Linked DNA regions of Mus musculus: region 1 is linked to region 2. A link is a loop called in an ENCODE intact Hi-C map of the cell type or tissue named here. Cell type or tissue: gastrocnemius. All regions are shown on one strand. Links, peaks and the distances in the headings refer to the core of each region. The heading gives the core; the rest is flanking DNA.

Region 1 (9,060 bases), core at 685-8,684, 280 kb before region 2:
TCCATGGTCAATGACTTCTGACTTTTAGAAAACAGATCCAACTTCCAGTGACATAAACTCTGAAGCTTTAACCTTCCTGGCTGTTTTGTTTTCCACTAGAACCTGTGACTGAAGCCCTACTACAACACAACCCCCACCATACATACATACACACACACACACACACACACACACACACACACACACACACGTAACTTGATCCCTGACTGAAAGCAAGTTCTTACTTTCACCAGAGTACTTGAGCTCCACCCACCTCCTCGTCAATCACTTAACTGACCACAAGAAAATCCAAATGCTTTGTTGACAAGATGCATCTATGGACACTACAACAAACCCACAAACCCTTCTTAAACATAGTTTTTAAGTCTACAGAAGATTCGTATCTCACCTTTCCGAGGCTATTTGGAGCTAGGCTATACTCACTAGGTAGTGCTTACAGCTCAGTGGCAAAAATGCTTATAGCTACTAGGATAAGGTGTTCAATAGCTCAGTGGATAGGGTGCTTGAAGATTAGTGAGTAATGTGCTTGTAGCTCAGTGTCTTAGTTAGTGTTCTATTGCTGCAGTAAAACACCAAGAAGCAAGTTGTGGAGGAAAGGGCTTATTCGTCTTACACTTTCACACTGCTGCTCATCACCAAAAGAAGTCAGCACTGGAACACACAGGGCAGGAGCCTAGAGGCAGGAACTGATGCAGAGGCCAAAGAAAGATGCTGTGCACTGGATTGCTTCCTCTGGTTTGCTTAGCATGCTTTCTTATAGAACCCAAGGCTACCTGGGCCCTCCCCCTCTTGATCACTAATTGAGAAAATGCCTTACAGCTGGATCTCATGGAGGCATTGCCTCAACTGAAGCTCCTTTCTCTGTGATATCTCTAGCTTGTGTCAAGTTGACACACAAAACCAGCTAGTATGCTCAGTTTGTAGGGTGCATACCTAGCATGCAGGGAGTCATCAGTTCAGTTCTCTTAGCTTTGTGGGTCCAAGGACTGAACTCAGGCCATTAGGCATGATGCAAGTGCCTTTACAGACCCAGCCATCAGACCCGATGTTTTTAATGCTTTCAGATAGCACCCAGGTGGGTGTACTAGCACACATCTGGAATCTTAAGAATCTTCAGCCTCACTTAAGAAGCTGAGGCTGAAGAACTCCTGCATTTGACATCAGCCTCACTGATGTAGCTTGTGTTTCGATTTCTTGCCTGTTGCTGTGACAAACTCCCTGACCAACAGCAAAAGAACATGACTTTTATTTGAAAACAAGAACCCTCTGAAGCTCACTTGCAATGTCACTGCCAAATATAGAAACTGAACAAAGGGTAGAAAGCAGCAGCATTTTCCCGAAAATCACTGATAGGGAAGAGAAACCCATCCACCCATGAGGAGAAAAGGGGCCACTCATGAGTCACTCAGAATCTGGAAGGGACTGAAAGAACCCTCCCTGGGGCCTGACAAGGAAGCCTCATACATTGTGTGCTACCTAAGAGTGCCTGCACCATCTTGTAGCACACCTGCTCTGTGCCATTTTGGATCCCACCCTTAGATTCAACCCAACCTGCACCATCTTAGATCTGATCCACCCTGGGTCATCTTGGATGTCATTCACTCTGGGCCATCCTGGGTCTAATACTCTACCAAACAAGCTCCCAGTGCTCTACCCTCTGAGCTAGAAGAACTCTACTCAATGAGTCACAAATACTCAACTACAAGCACTCTACCTACTGAGCCCCATCCCTAGCCCCATATCCAACCTTTGACTGCCCATGTTTCCTTTCATTTATTTTTCTGTATTTCTACCTGTTAGGAGCAGATTCCTTGCCACCATGAATCCTTTGTGCTGTGTCTGAGGCAGTTTCACTTCAGTTATCAGTGACAGTTGGTTTTTAACAAACCAGCTCTGCCTGTCAGAGTTTGAGGTGCCAATAAATAATGCACAGGGTCATGACCTTTTTTCAGGCCAAAGCACATGCTGCTTTCAGGTGCATGTGCAAGTGCTGTGACCCCCCCCAGCTCCACCCTCTGAGGCCCTGAAGCCATGTGATCAGCAATCATCAAGCCCATGATGTCAGCAGAGCACCCAATTCAAGAGGCCTGAGTCCACAAGATTGTGGGGACTAAGTGATGGCTATGTGGGAACAAAACAAGACTGCAGAGAGCAAAGCATGAAAAAAGAGACCCACTATGTGATGAGGGGGAGGAGAAATCACAGTCACAGTGGAGCAGCCCTAGATACTGAGTCTGCAGCACTCCCTGGGTGCTCTGCCTGACATCACCCTGGGTTTCTGGAGGATGATACCTGTTAGGGCAATGGCAGACCCTAGGGTGAGTGGTAATGTGCACATGCAGAAGAAGGTGGGCAGAGGAGCACACTGGAACAATTCTGGCCATCCTCCTGCCTTAGGCACATGTATATATGCTTCATGTGGGCTTAGAGATTCGAACTCAGATCCTAATTGCTAGAGCACCCATTCTCATAGAGTATCTGTCTCATCAGAAGATCAATGTTTGCAGAGTTGAATAAATGCTTTTTGTTGTTGAGATGTTTACCAAAGACTGCATGGACATGGGTTTGAGGCAATAGAAATTCTTTATTAGCCAGCCAGAGACTACATTTGGGTACTTGGGTTCCAAGTGTACCCTAAGCCTTTCTCAGGGTGAGCTTTTAAAACAGAAACTATGTTCTAGGTTGACATGTTTTAACAAGAACAATTAGCCAGAAGTGGAACTACAGAAACCAAAATGCAAGCTTAGTAGATTTAGAAACTTTCCCAGAACTAAGGGCTTTGATGGACTAGTCTTTTAGTTTTGGTAGGTGGCGCTGTCTTCATTTTGAGTGTTATAACCTGAATGATACTTCCATCATGGAGTCAGCTGTATAAAGTCTGGGGGTCTACTAAGGTCTGGGATCAGGCTACAGTTTTGTCATAGTGTAACCAAACTCAAAATAATAGCAGGCTCTGTGCATTCTGACTAGTGGAGTATCAGGTCCTAGCATGTGTTTATTGAATGAGAAAATGTTCTCAATGTGAAACAATAAAAAAAAATAATAATAAATAAAGCAGCCAGCAGACTTTCTTGTTGCCAAGGTCAGTGTACTTGCCACCTACGGGCATCATCGGGGCAACTGGTTCCGAATGGATGGTCCCCACTTCATTCCTGACTTGGGGCCCTATTGGCCCTGTGTCTTCTAGGACCCAGTGCCTCAAAGCTAGGAGCGGTGCAGTGCAGTGAGCATGCACTGAGCAGCCGGGAGACCACATTCTTTGCATTCCAGGCTCAGGGAAACACCGCCCTCACCTTGCAGGTGGTGGCTGCGGTCTGTGAAGCACCCAGTTCTCAGCACTGCCTACGAGCCCAGGCCTGTTTGAAGCCGCATAACAAGTCCCTGGAAACCCGGTCTACTCAGGAGCCCCAGGGCTCAGGATCAGCAGGTGCTGCAGGGCCACTGAGAGCCCGGGCTTTCGGGAGGGCGGCACTCGGGGACTACAGAACACCAGGAGTTCAATCCCCTGAGATTAAGGAGAAACCGAGAAACCCTGCCCAACCCGGACTCCTTCTGGTGCCTTTACCCACTGCTAAGGCTCTGCTGGTAAATATCCAAGCAGCAGCCGGAAGTTCCTGCACCTCTTCCTTCCCGCTTCCTGCCAAGGGGGAGGAACCAGGCATGCGGTGTGTGTGTGTGTGTGTGTGTGTGTGTGTGTGTGTGTGTGTGTGTGTGTGAGAGAGAGAGAGAGAGAGAGAGAGAGAGACCCATGGTGTGCGTGCGTGTGTGTGTGTCAAGCTGGACCCCGTGGCCCCAGTGCAGCCCCCTCCATTACTTTTACTTTGGTGCAGGTACATCCCATGGGCGTGGGCCCCGCGGGTGAGTAACAATAGGCAGGGTTGGGCCAACGCCGGGCTCCTCCCCGTCGGTTACGCAACAAGGCGGAGCGAGATGAAGGCTCTTCCCCCTCGCGTCATCCAGACACCCCACTCCCCCGCCGTCACAAGCCGGTCGCCGCCCAGCCGGCTTCCGCCGGGAATGAAGAGGGTTGCGGTTGGCTCCGGTCCCGCGGACCCCACGCGCGTCCGTGGAGCCCTCGGGCGACTTCCATGAGCCCCTCCCATCGCTCTGAGACCCGCTGAGTTTGCTTCCATTGTCCTCTCGGCCGCGGGCTCCGGAACACCCGTGCGAGCCCACTGCTGATGCACAGACTGCCATTGCGCCGCTGTCACACCGTGCGTCCCCCGCCCCATGGAGCCGCCCGCTGGTGCCGCGGCGACCGTAAAAGATCCAGACCATGACCCCGTGAAGACCAAGGTCTCGGCGCCCGCCGCGGACCCCAAACCCAGGACATCGTCACAGAAGGCGGGGCACTCGTTACAAGATTGGGACACCATAGCCACCGTGGGTGAGTGAGAACTGAGTAAGAACTTATGTGTGGGGACGCGGCTTGGGAGCGACCCTCAGATTTCTGTCTCCCACACTCTCATTACTGGGCCTCCGGAAACGGGGCAGCCCCACGTCACAGAGCTTTCAGGAGGGTGACTTCACCTTAGGGACTCGGAGGCTCCCTACTGGGGTGCTAGCCACCCTTGGGACACCACGCCCGGCCTCCCTGGCGCTTGCGCACCCGCTCATGCCCAGGATTTCTCGGGATCGCATCCAGCCTCCGCACTGTAGACCCCTGGCGGGACTCGAAGGGACGCGTGACCCCCAAGGGACCCTTCGGGGACGTTTTCCCAGCATCTATTGTGTGCCTGGGTCTCGTTTTTTCTTTAGTGGCTCAAACTTGGTACCCTCGTGACCCCGAAAGTTGCTAGGGAAGCCGGTAGATCCCCAAACGTGCCGGAGTACTGGGGAGGGAGGCTAGGATCTTGCGAATCATGGGCGCCAGCTTCTCAAGTCTGAAGCCCAGGAGTCCCGGGCTTCTCAGCAAACTTGGTCACTAGGACAGTTGTGCCTGGTGTGTTGATGATTAGGAAAGTGTTCCGGGAGGATGGAGGAAGGACAGAGGGAGGGATTGGCGTCCTCCGATCAGCTGTGAGCAGAGATTCTAGAGGCTTCTGTGTTCACCCTGGTGTGGAAGTCAAGTCAGGGTTCAGGACCAGGATGAGGGGCAATAAACACTTTCTCAGCTGAGCAGGTGAGATGTTAAAAAAAAAATGTGTGTGGGTAAAAGGGCTTGCAAGTTTGATCCTGGTTCCCTCTTGGAGGCTGGCTGACACTCGCTGCATCTTGGCTTTTGATTGACTTTTGAGGGAAACTGAGCTGCTTGAATGAATGTCGTTTATTTATGTATCATGTTGTATTCTAGGCTGGCCTTTCCATCACTGTGTAGCCAGGATGACCTTAAACTACACATTCTCCGCCTCCCCCTCTTTCTGAGTGCTGGGAACCGAGCCCCACTCCACCACAGATTGGTTATGGGGTGCTGGGAATGGGGACTGCCCTCTATATGTTTGAGACATTGACCTGAAAGTCACTGCATAGCCTAAGCTGACTGGAGATGCCAGACAATCCTCCTGTCTTAGCTTTCCCAGTGCTGAGACTTCAGGGACTCATTCACAGGCACTTGGCACCTCAACTGGTTCTCCACCCTTTTCTTTCTGTCTGTCTTCCTTGCCCTCTCCCTCCACGCCCCATCTCGGCACCTTAGCTGGTTCTTCTCTCCTTCCTTCCTTTTTTCTTTCCTTCTTCTTCGTCCTTTTTTGTGTTTGTTTGTTTGTTTGTCTGTTTGTTTGTTTTTGAAAACAAGGACTCTCTCCATAGCTCTGGGTCACTAACTCCTAGAGATGTGCCTGCCTCTGCCTCCCAAAATGTTAGGATTAAATATCTGTGCCACCACACCTGGCTCTTTTGTTAATTTTAAAATTTACTTATTTACTGTGTGAACGAGGGGAGGGGGCAGCACAAGTGTGGGGTCAAGGTTCAACTTTTAGAAGTCTGTTGTTTTGCCAAGTAAGTCCATGGTATCAAACTGAAGTCCTTAGACTTGGCAACAAGCCTATTGGTCTGCTGAGCCCTCTTACTGCCCCACTGTGTCCCTAGAATAGACCTCATGGGACATCTTGGGAGCGTCCTTGTCCTGAAGTCCTCCAACTTCTTCACCTTTTCCTTACCATGACCCTGTTCCCTCGGAATCTTTTAGAAGGACCTGGGCACACACATCAGCCTCCCCTCTCCCCTACTCATCCTTTCATATATATACACACATAACTGAGCTATAAGCGCTCTCTTCACTGAGCCCTCACATAAATTTAGATGGTGTCTATGACCAACGGAGTTTTGTGGGTGTTTGAGACAGGGCCTCCATGTGTAGCTCTGGCTGTCCAGGTACTTGCTGTGTAGACCAGGTCTTGAACTGCAGGTGCCTAACAAGTACATACCACCCAAATTAACATGGAGCACCTCCGTACTCTCTCTCTCTCTCTCTCTCTCTCTCTCTCTCTCACACACACACACACACACATACACATACTCACACACAAAGACAACTCCTGCGTCCCTAGTCCCCAGCACACACTGCGTTCTCCAGGAAATAAGTGTTGATGCTTTTGTCTCTGACCTAAAGCTCATTTCTCCATTCATTAGGAGACTCAAGTAGAGAACATTTCAGGCTGGGGATGTGATTCAGTGGATACAGTGTTTATAGCTTAGTTGAGATAATGTTTATAGCTTAGTTGGGATGGGGAGACTGCTTGTGATTACAGTACATGTGACTCAGTAGACAGAGTATTTATAGCTCAGTGGGTAGAGTGCTTGTAGCTCAGTACAATGCTTGCATTCAGTGGGTAGAATTAAGTGGGTAGAGTGCCTGTAGCTCAGTGGACAGAGTGCTTGTAATTCAGTGAATCTCATATCTAAATTTGCTGAACAGGCCCCCTCTGTCCAGCAGGTCTAATGTAGTCTTGTTTCCCTGTACTCAGCTGTGATCTCTTGAGTCCTGTGCCTCAGTTTACTTTTCAGTGCTTCCATGGCCTGCTGCCTTATGGAAAGCCAGTACTAAATCTTCAGTCTTACAAGGGCAGAAGATCTCCAGTCTGTCTGGATGGGAACATCCTCCTTAGATGAAGAGTCACATGAGCAGCTGTCAGATGCTCTGACAGATCACTACAGGCTAGTGTCTTTTACACTAGAGAGGAATTACTGAGGGTCCTGTGGGGGATGGGGGAGTTGGCATCTGAGATACATTGAGGCCATCTGGTAGTCCATAGTGACATTAATACAAATTTAGAACTATCTAGGAGACACTTGAAGTCCAGATCATTGAGGAAGAAGAATCCTGTGCATGGGTGGGGACCCAGAGTGCTTAAAAGGGAAATCAATTACCCATTAATATTGCCAAGTCACCAGCGTTCATCCCTATTGATGTAAGGAGAGCAACTATGTCCTGCTTTTGCCTCCATGAAGTCATCTCCCCTGGAAGGCCCACTCTCACCACCATACAACCCTAGTCATTAGTAATGGTGTAGGCTGTGGGAGTTGCATTAACATTCATGAATATGCAGATATACACTCTGTATATACACACCCACATTGTACAAGGCCAGCCTCTGCCTCTTTCTAGACCAGTCCCATTGTGCAGAGGAGAGATTGTAATCACCCATAGTACACTTGGCTGTTCTTTTGCAAAGTCCCTAAAGGTGGAATGCTGTGCACAATGCCTCCCACCATGTCATCACTTCCCTGAGTGCTACCTTCTAATTCATTGTGGTTTATGAGATGGGGCTTCACTGTCATTCAAACCAGGCATCCACTCCAACCGAAACTAAAGGATCATGGGTTGGAGGGATATGACCACAGGATGTCTGGAACACCCAGAAGCAGGACATGGTTGGGAGGGTCTTCTTTGAGGCCTGCAGGAGATGGGGAGTAGGGGGCTGATGGACCTGTACCTCATATTTCCACCCTTGGACAAAGGATAACAGGTGAGCCTACCCACTTTGTGCCACCTTGGATGTCTTCTGTTCTATGTCATCCTGACTGAACCTATCTGGGCCATCTTGAACCCCACCCACCCTGAGCCATCTTAAATTCCACCTAACCTGTGCCATTTTGCCTTGAAGCTATGTATGCTATCTTGAATAGCACGTAACCTTTGCCATTTGAATGCCACCCACCCTGGACCTTCTTAACTAAACCATCTAGAAACCCATCCAAGGCAGCCATCTTGAATTGCTCACTGTCTTGATATATTCTTTCAGGTTTCTTTTCTTGACTGTTTTCTCCTGATAGTATAAAGAACCTGTCCTGTCCTCCTTCTCAACCCCTAAACCTTGTCTGTGTATCTGTCCATTTCCTGCTCAGCCCTTAGCATCCTCATCCTGAATCACCAAGGGTGATAAATCACACTCTCTCTCTCTCTCTCTCTCTCTCTCTCTCTCTCTCTCTCTCCCTCCCTCCCTCCCTCCCTCCCTCCCTCCCCCATGCCCCCTGCCCCTGCCCCCTCTCCCCTCTCCCCTCTCCCTCTCCCTCTCCCTCTCCCTCTCCCTCTCTCTCTCCCTCTGAAAGGCACTTGTCCTGAGCCACTGGTGGTCCTAGAGTGAGTTTCAGGATGATTTTCCTACAAGGACATCACCCAAAAGGAGAGCAGGAAGTCACAGCTTCAGTCACGCAGGCCAAAGCTTCTTGCTTCAATCTCGTTTAGAGCCTGGATGCTCTAGTCTTAGTCTAACCACACACTAAGGACAGCACCTTCATTCTCTTGAGGACTTATGCATCCTTAGGCGTTCTCTGTATTGACATTTTCATTTAATTTTATTTTTGAAGTGCTGGGTGTTGAATATAGAGCCTCACTCACATTAAGAAAATCTCCTAGTCTCTCTTAAGTCTCCTCTGTCCTCCCTTTTTCTTTCCAGAGTCTCCCAGAGTAGCTCAAGCTTTCCTGGAACTCACTGTGTATTCCAGGCTGCCCTCAAACCGCTGTTAATCCTTCTGCCTTACTTTAGAAGTGCTAGGATTAAAGCCTACCCTACTAGGCTGAATTTATGCAAAGCTTGGGATTGTGTCCTGGGCTTCATGCATACTACACTTAAATATCCTACTTTTAGTTTTATTTCCTATCTGAAATAACCACCATGC
Region 2 (9,060 bases), core at 435-8,434:
CTTTGGGACTCACATGCCTGTCCCTCCCCTATGTATGTATGAGTGCATTACTTGCCCTCTGTTAAGAATCAGTTTCCAAGCCGGTCGTGGTGGCGCAGGCCTTTAATCCCAGCACTCTGGAGGCAGAGACAGAGGCAGAGGCAGAGGCAGGCAGATTTCTGAGTTCGAGGGCAGCCTAGTCTACAAAGTGAGTTCCAGAACAGCCAGGGCTATACAGAGAAACCCTGTCTCAAAAAACCAAAATCAAAAAAAAAAATCAGTTTCCTTGGCTAAAGAATGGACACAGCGATTGTAATCCATATCAGAAAGGCCTATAAAGTCCTCATCTTAATGTGGTGTATCCAGTAAGGGATTTGGTGCCTAATTTGACACCCAAAACCCACAAGATGGAAAAAGAGAAATGACTCCTATACCTTGTCCTGACTTCTACGTGTGCAAGCACATACAAATAAATAAATCAAATGTAAAAAATTAAAATCTTCATTACAGGACATTCTGGTAAAGTGAAGTTTGTTTCTTTATTTGCATAATAAAATGCAAAGTTTTTGCTTGGTTTCTTTCTAGAATGGGGATCGAACCAAAGGCCTCAGGCACGATAGCTAAGACAACCTCTCTGTGCAACCAAACTGTGCCTGTTACTAACCTTTCTCTCTACCTTCTCTCAACGCTGAAATGACATCTACAAATGGGGACTGAACTCAGGGCTGGCCTCTTTTGCTAAGCCCTGATTGCTAGGCAACTGAGCTACATCATTAGCCCCTCCTTTTGATTTTTGCAAATGCATAAAATGATGCTCAAAAAAATTACAGAATTCCATGGTCCAGCAACTGGTCAAGTAGGTGGGCTTTTTCATAGTATCCTCTTGTTTCCAAACATTTGGAATGGACACAGCAGCTTGGATGCTCTAAGTAACCAGTTTCTCAGTTATGGTTCCCAGTAAACGCCCTCACAAGGTAGATTCACCATGTGACCATAACAATAAAAAACATAGAGCCTCTGATTAGTGTTCAAAGCCGAGCAGTGGTGGCGCACGCCTTTAATCCCAGAACTTGGGAGGCAGAGGCAGGTGGATTCTGAGTTCGAGGCCAGCCTGGTCTACAGAGTTAGTTCCAGGACAGCCAGGGCTACACAGAGAAACCCTGTCTCGAAAAAAAAAAAAGTGGTGTTCAAGGAGATAGCTCAATCAGTACATCGAGGACCTGAATTTAATCCCTGGGAACCCATGTAAAAATGTGAGTGCTACAGTCTGTATCTATGATTCCAACACTGAGGAGGATCCTTGGGGCTTGTCAGTCTAGCCAAATTAGTGAGCTTCAACTTGAATGAGAAAGAAACCCTATCTGAAAAAAATAACATGGATAGATAATTACCAACTAAAGGAAGACATCCCATATCAATTTCTGACATCCACCTCCTTCATACATATACACATGCAACCAGAAACATAAGTGCACAAACACATCTACATATACATGAGAACATTAAAAAACAGGCTTCAGGACCATTTACAATTCCACAGTCCTATATCACACTTCTGGTACCTATACTGTCTACTAAAGCAAACTTAAGTTATAGACATTAATATATAAAACCTGAAGGTGTTTATAATTCTCTGAACTGATCCAATTGTCTTGTTTATTTTTCTATTGCCTTGAAGAAACACCATGACCATAGCAACTTACAGAAGAACCCACTAGTACTTATAGTTTCAGAGGGCTGGTTGGAGTCCATGACTATCCATCGTAACAGGGATTGTGGCAGCAGGTAGGCATGGCACTGGAGCATGAGAGCTTACATCTGATCCGCAAGCACAGGCAGAGAGTGAGCTAACTGGGAATAGTGTGGGCCTTTGAAACCTCAAAAGGATACACATACCTTAAAAGGCCACACTTCTAAACCTTCTCAAAAACATTTCCACCAATTGAGGACCTAGCATTCAAATGGCCTAAGGAGGCCATTCTCATTCAAACCACAATAATCCCGCATCAAAGAAAATTATCATCACCCCAAGGATCCTGGTAGCCCACCCACCATACTAGAAGACAATCAGCTTCCATTCACAGTGTCCCTCAAAGGCCTTGCTTTGGTGTGACTCCCAGGGCCTAGAAAAATAGCAAAACCCAACAGCAAAACCGAGGTAAACTTGAAATGAGTATCTGCCCAATACCATTAAAAGGAGTAAAATATCTTCCTTTTTCTTTTAGTAGTGCTGCCTAAGTGGAATTCTCTGACCCAAGTAAGGACATATCCTGGGGTAAATGAGAGCCTTACACCCCAAATCACCCATGCCTGTCCTACAGGTGTGTGTGTGATTAAAGGCTTGAAAAGCTTTAGGGGGCCATTTTAATAAGTGGATCAAGTGAACTTCGACTTTCATCGTTGTACTAATTACACTGGTGGGTGGTGCCATGAAAATAATCTGCAGCACACTTGGACACGAAATCCCTTTAAAAATAAAAGTGCCATCTACACTCAACACTATTTCATACCTTGATATGTGTCTTTAGAAATGACCAATGGTAAATTTCATAGGCTCACCAAGACCTATTTGCTACCCTAAACCAAGACTGGGGGGGGGGGGGAGTAGGACAAAGCACTCACTCCTCCTCCTGTATTCTTGTGTCCTCTTTTAAGTTAAACCAGGGACTAGCTCAGAGAAAAACACTAGTCAGGTCAAGGCACACACACCAAAGCAGAACAGAAACAAACACTTGCACTAGCAGTATGGCTTAGGTTTTGGTTAGGGGGAGGGGAGCTGTTTTAGGTTTTGCCCCACAACACTTGGTCAGAAAGAAACAAGCCGACCCTAACTGCGGAATTTACAGTGCGGAGGCCTCTGAGAACGCCAGACGCTGGGGGAAAAAAAAAAAGAAAAAGAAAAAAAGAGAGAGAGAGGGAAAAAAAAAAGCCCCAAGCTCCTGATTGCTCACTGGTCACGCACGTGAAGCCCAGGCCCCATCCAGCACCAGCGGGCCTGTAGTCTCCTCCTAAAGTTGTCACAAAACCCGAAGATCACCGACGTTCAAAGGCGCACCCCTCCTACATAAACTCCTGCTCCCAGCACCCTTCTCTACGTAAGGGAAATTCCTAAGACGAGGATGTGGGTGAGTGCAGATCTGGAGAACCCCTCCCCAGCCCCAAAGCAACAGGTTTACACCCTCCCCAGGCCGTACTGGGCGGTCCCTCTCCCTCACCTAGCCAGAGGAGCCGCCCTCCGTCGTTGTCACCCCCCCACACACACCCTGGTCCCCGAGACCAGGCCTGGGAGTAGGTATGGGGAGGGGGCTCCCGGACTTCCCTGACAGTTTGCGCCTCGGAAACTGATCACAAACGGGCCAGCCACTATCCCCCGCGCGCCGCCGCGCGTCCACCGTGTTCCGGGAGCGCCGGCCCGCGCCTCGAGGATGAATGAGGCTCCCCTCCCCCACAAGGGGATCCCGCGCGGCCCCCAAGTCCCAGGGCGACGCGGGTCAGCCCAGCCAACCCCCTCTGGAGCCTCAGACAAAGAGATGCTGGGACGAACTGCAGAGCGTCCCTAAACTTGCCTTTCCCTCTCCCCAAAACAAAGGCGCACCCAGGCCTTTCCCGCCCCCCGCGCGCGCGGCCACTTCGGGGAGCGGCCGCCCCAGAGGTATTGTTCGGCGTGCAGGGAGCGCGCCCAACCTGGGGTTGGGGGGGCACACGGGAACTTGCCCCTCCTGAAGCTTCAGGGCCCGCGATTGGGGTCACCACCGCGCCCCTCGGCCCGAGAAGTTTGAGCCCCTGCCCGGCGTGTACTCACCTCGCCGCGAGCCGTGCAACTTGTGGCCGCGCACTCAGCGTACTGGCGGGTCCACCGTCACCAACCCCGGGCCGCGCGGAGGCCGACGAGGGCCAAGCGCCCCGGAGCAGCCGCGCGCTACCCCTGGCCCGCCACCTAGTCCACGAGAAGAGCTAGCGCTGGAAAGTTTCGGTGGCGAATGGCGGCCGGAGGGCGCTGCAGCGGCGGCGGGGCGGGGGCGCTGGCGGCTTGTCGCTCCCGAGCGTCGAGACTGGGGGGGGCTGGGCTGGGAGCGGCGGCGGCGGGAGAGGGCGGGACGGCGGGAGGGACCGACACGGCCAGTGACCTCCGCTGGGAGCGGACGCGAGCAAGCCTACCCAGGCTGGGAGACGTGCCAAGAGGGTCGACAGCGCGCCGCCCTCCCCAGACACCTGGAAGAGGCTCTCTACAGCCCTGCCCTCCCCCACCGCGTGCCCGCCGGCCCCTCCCCGAGCTCCTTGGGGGGGCAGCGTCCCCACGCGGCAGCCCCTCCCCCCAGTAAGGGCTAGGACGCCAGGCCCGCCCTTCCCCGGACCAAGTCCAGACCCAGCCCCCCGGGGGCAGGGAAAAGACTTACATCTCGGCACAGTTCTTCACCCTAAAGCCTCCCCACCCCCACCTCTCCCCGCCCCAAGCCCAAGGTGGAGGAGGGAAGCCTGAGCATTGCCCTCTGGGCCCCAACCAGGCCCCTACCAGGCTCAGAGAGGAATGAGGGGGGAACAGGGCCCCTACACGGATACTCAATCCCACACCCCTCACGCCAAGGTGGCTCGGGAGGAGGGGGGATGGGAACAAGGGCCACCCTGAAGATTTAAAGAGGGAATGGTAACCCAAGCCACTGAAAGTGTTACCCTCCCCCACCTCAAAAGATGAAGCCGCCCAGCTAGCCTAGAAGGTTCTCGTGTAACACCATCTCCAAGCGCATCTTCTTCAAAATTAACGACATAAAGCATCCCCCTCCCCAGTTGCCTTTACGCCCACCGCAAAAATTGAGGACTCGGGCGCAGCCATGACCTTTGCAAAACACCTCTCGGCCAATAGTCAGAAATGCATAGGGGAGACGCTTTAACACAAGACTAAGGCACAAATAAGCTGGGACTATGGAGGACTATGTTAGGGTACTGGGGCCCTCAAATCTGTAAATCCCCACCCCCAGGCCTGAAACCGCAGGCGCTGGCAAAGTGTTTTCTGTTGCCAAGGCTGGTAAGGCCCAGCCCTGGCGCTTCCTCTCTTCCACATCGGTGACGATTTCCCCCCATACTCCCGCCTTTAATTCAATTAAATAAATATTCGGCCCTCCTCCTCAGCACCTTTGGTGTCTGCCTTGCTGAGTATTTTTAAAATCAATTTGCCCCTCCCTTAGGCTTCTAATGAGCTCGGTGCTAAGCGCCCAGTAACACTCCGCAATTTAAACCCTAACCTCACTTGCTCCTTCCTTGAACACTAGGCATTTGTTGCTCTGGTAGTTGGGGGTGGAGGGGAGAACCTGGGGCGAGTTTTTAAGGGGCCGGTTCTCCATCAAAAAGGCGGACCTCAAATTTACCTTGCAAAATATTTCTACGAAACGTCAAATATGTCAAACGACTGTTGGTACACAGTTATTAGAGCGCATCAATAAAAAATCCACACTTACACAGTCTCCATAATTGTGAATCAGCAGTACACAGGCTTATTAGCTATCAGCTGCCATTCAAGCACCCCCACCCCCAAAGGACTTGGTAGGGCTCCCTTGAGCCTGCCCTTCTTAGCTCTTGGGCTCCTGAGCTTGTGCAGACTGATGCTGAGGTATTATGAAGGGTGCAATCGAAAACCTGAGCCTGCTCGTGATGCAACCCTGGCCCAGTTTACACGTGCTTCCCTTCCCCCACTGCATGCTGGTGGTAGCGCTGCGTTTTTTCCGCCTGTAGGGTCACATTGTGGTTGATTGATTCTCCTTTCGCCTTGCTCAGTCATTCAGATTTGGAAAGTAAATAACAAGTTGACATCATTACAGCTTCAGGCTTTACCCGGTCGCCAGCTCTTTGCTACCGCAGACCCTCGAGTAGCTGCGCAGCAAACCCTAACCACCTAGCTTGCTCAGCTCGGCTTGCCCAAATTAGTGCTTGAAAATTCCAAACTGAAGTTGGTTAAAAGCATTCCTGCATGCATCTGTTACTTGATAAGTGATGATCATCTTTAAAGTATGGGAAATTAGTGGGTAAAAAAAAAATCTCTTCTGCCATTAAGGGAGCATAGTGACCAGGTTTTATTATAGGCTTCCCCTGACTAATAGAGTGGGAGTTTAAATTTTCGACCTTGCCAGCGTGATATATTATAGCAATAATCCCAATTCTTGCTTTTGGACAGTCAAGGACTAGGGATTTGGAGAGATAGCTCATCTTCGTTAAGATCACTTGCTACATAGAATTCAGTTTCAATTTCTAGCACCTACAAGCCAGATCATCTCCACTTGTAACTCTGATTCCAAGAGATACTATGCCCTCTTCTGTCCTCCTAGGGCTCCTGCATACATGTGGGACACATAAATTCTCAAAGGTACACATACAATAAATAAATAACCCTTGTTTTGCTTTGTTTTGGAAAAAAAGAAAGTTGGTAGAGGGTATGGGGAAAGTCCCAAAATTTGGAAGGCTGAGGCAGAATGAGACTAGACTACTTAGCAAGACCCTATCCAAAAAATTAAGTCAAGGGCTTGTAGTAAACAGCCATAGGAACCACCAAAACATTGTAAGACCTAAAGACATAAGAACAGTCCCCCCTGACATTTTTTTCCTGAAATGCTACTACATGAATGGAAAATTAGAGTATTCTATTCATCTGCTTTGGCTGTTTGCTATAGGTGCTGGTGTGGAAGAAAGCATGGAAACAAAGGGGAGGAAAGAGAAATAAGGTCCACTGTGTGTATATGTGTGTGTGTGTCTGTCTGTTTCTCTCTGTCTGTGTGTGTGTGTGTGTGTGTGTGTGTGTGTGTGTGTGTTTTCAGTCTTGGTGAGCACTTTTTGCAAAAAGAAATCAACTTCCTGAATTGCTTTCACTTTGTCCGTGTGTTTCTTTGTGCAGCACTGACACTATTTTCTCAACAGTGATGGTTTGAGAATACCAAAAGCATGAAAGGAAAAAGTGAGTTGGATTTCATTAAAATTATGGAAGTCTGTAAAACATACTGCTTACAATGAAAGAGAAGCTGGAAACAGAGAAAACAGGTGTAAAAACCAGGCCTGATAAAGAATTTTTATTATAGATAGATAGATAGATAGATATAGATACAGATCTTTTTTAAAGGTTTGTTTAGTTTTTAAAGTATGTATCCATGTGTCTCTGCACATGAATGTGAAGCCAGAGGAGGCCAGGAGGGTGTTGGATCCCTGGAGCTGGAGTTATAAGCAGTTGTGAACTGTCCATGTGGGTGTTAGAATAAAACCTCTGCAAGAACAGTACTTGATCTTAAGAGCTGCACCATCTTCTCAGCCCCCAAAGAAGCCTTAAGCTTGCTTTGGTAAAAAATAATTACATTAGCAATAGATAGGAAACAAAAACGGGGCTGGGGGATGACCCATCCAGTAAAGGCTTGAACAGCAAAGAACTGATTCCTGAAACCTCTCATCTGTTGTTCACACTCATGCACATACAAATATATGCAAATAAAAAATTTAATGGAGCTCTCTGGCCTAGTGTGGTGGCACACACCTTTAGTTGCAACACTTCAGAGGCAGAGGCAAACAGATTACTGTTTGTGGTTAACCTGTCTACATAATGAGTTCCAGGCCAGCCTGTAATACACAATGAGACCCAATCTAAAAAAATAAGTAAGTGGATAAATAAATAATGCTCTTTACCATTATATCTTGTGACATAACATAACTATTATACAACAGAAAAGAAATAGAAAGAAATACCAAAAATACCTTTTCTGCTGGGCTCCATGCAGGCTAAACAAGTGCTCTACCAGTGAGTGATAAACCCTAACCCCAAATATATTGCAATATTTATGTATGAGTGTATTTGCATGTTTGTGTGTGAGTGCACATGTGTGTGTGTGTTATATGTAAATGAAACACGGGAACAAAATCATAATAGAAAGGGAGTAGCAGGTATCCTTGAAAACCAAGTACTCTCTGTTTGGTGATGGCATGAGATTCTGGGTGAACAGAAAGGGCCAGAGCCTGAGGCACAGCCATGCAAACAAAGAAAGTCAACGTCATAGTACAAACTGCTGAGCAAAGGAATAGCTGAGGTACTAAGAAGTTAGTGGCACACACCTGCACATGGGCCATGAAGGCAGGATAATCAAGTGTGCAGTGTGCACACACCTGCACCGTGGGGTTCATGTGTGAAAGTTGAGAACACGTTCACAATTTCCACCCTGTAGAGACGAAGGGTCTAATTCAGGTTACCAAGCTTAAAGGCAAGTGCTTTTTACCATTTTGCCAGAGTTATTTTGTATACTTTTATTTCAAGACACAATCTCACTAAATTGCTCAGACAGGCTCTGAACTTGTAATGCATCTGCCTCAGACTTCCACATAGTCTGAGATTACAGAACTCTGTCACTAGGCCTGGTGATGGCCATGACTCTAGTGGTTGGTAGCAATAGCAGTGATGGATTATTATTATTTATTATTATATTATTATTATTATTCCTCTTCCTCCTCTTATTCCACATCTAAAATATTTTTAAATTTTTACTTTATTTTTATGTGTATGAGTGCTTTGTCTGACTACATGTCTGTGCACCGCATGTATACAAAGCCTGTGGAGACTAGAAAAGAGTATCAGATTCTCTGAATGTAGGTTAGAGAAAGTTGTGAGCCATCTGTGGGCTCCAGAAATCAAACCAAGGTCCTCTGGAAGAGCCGTCAGTAACCCCTGAGACATCTCTCCAGCAGATCAGTGTTGCTGCCTTTTCTTCTTCCTCTGAGACAATGTTTTACAGAGCCCAGGCTGTCCCCAGAAGTCTCTGGGAGGATGACTTTGAACTAATTTCCCACCCTCCATGAACCACTCTGGCCTGTTTATGTGATTCTGTGAATCAGTCCCAGTGTTTTATGCACACTAGATGAGCAATGTACCACAGCCATGTCCCCTCCTGGCTTCCATGATCCCTGATGCAAATGTGCACGCTTCCCCTCCTGCTTTGTTTCCTCTTCTGCAGTTAGCATTGAACAGGCCCTAAAGGGAATGAGCACAGGACAGAGGATAGTCTCGTTGCAAATAGTTTGTGTGCAAAACAAAACAAAAACATTTGCTCCTATGTCAAGTGT

The links. Hi-C counts contacts between places; a loop is a spot of excess contacts. Peaks named below come from ENCODE experiments on the same cell type or tissue, not always from the same donor. Only the 100,000 strongest peaks of a DNase experiment are listed, where the experiment ranks them.
Region 1: it touches region 2 in a loop (7-fold over the local background); 6 of 42 quality-filtered maps call a loop at or near these places.

The regions. Positions count from the first base shown.
Region 1 is chrX:77,790,875-77,799,934 of GRCm38, reverse strand. Prkx (protein kinase, X-linked) reads left to right here and starts at 3,996. Exons shown (of 9, transcript NM_016979.2): 1 at 3,996-4,387. The coding sequence starts at 4,231. In gastrocnemius, for the core only: no CTCF peak of the experiment used is centred there; DNase peaks (open chromatin) are centred at 3,651, 3,921 and 4,547; H3K4me3 peaks cover 2,681 bases; H3K27ac peaks cover 2,100 bases.
Region 2 is chrX:77,505,991-77,515,050 of GRCm38, reverse strand. It overlaps Tbl1x (transducin (beta)-like 1 X-linked), which reads right to left and starts at 3,824. Exons shown (of 16, transcript NM_020601.2): 1 at 3,782-3,824. In gastrocnemius, for the core only: CTCF peaks have their summits at 4,131 and 6,296 (motif pointing left); DNase peaks (open chromatin) are centred at 3,372, 4,200, 4,991, 5,702 and 2 more places; H3K4me3 peaks cover 4,106 bases; H3K27ac peaks cover 3,983 bases.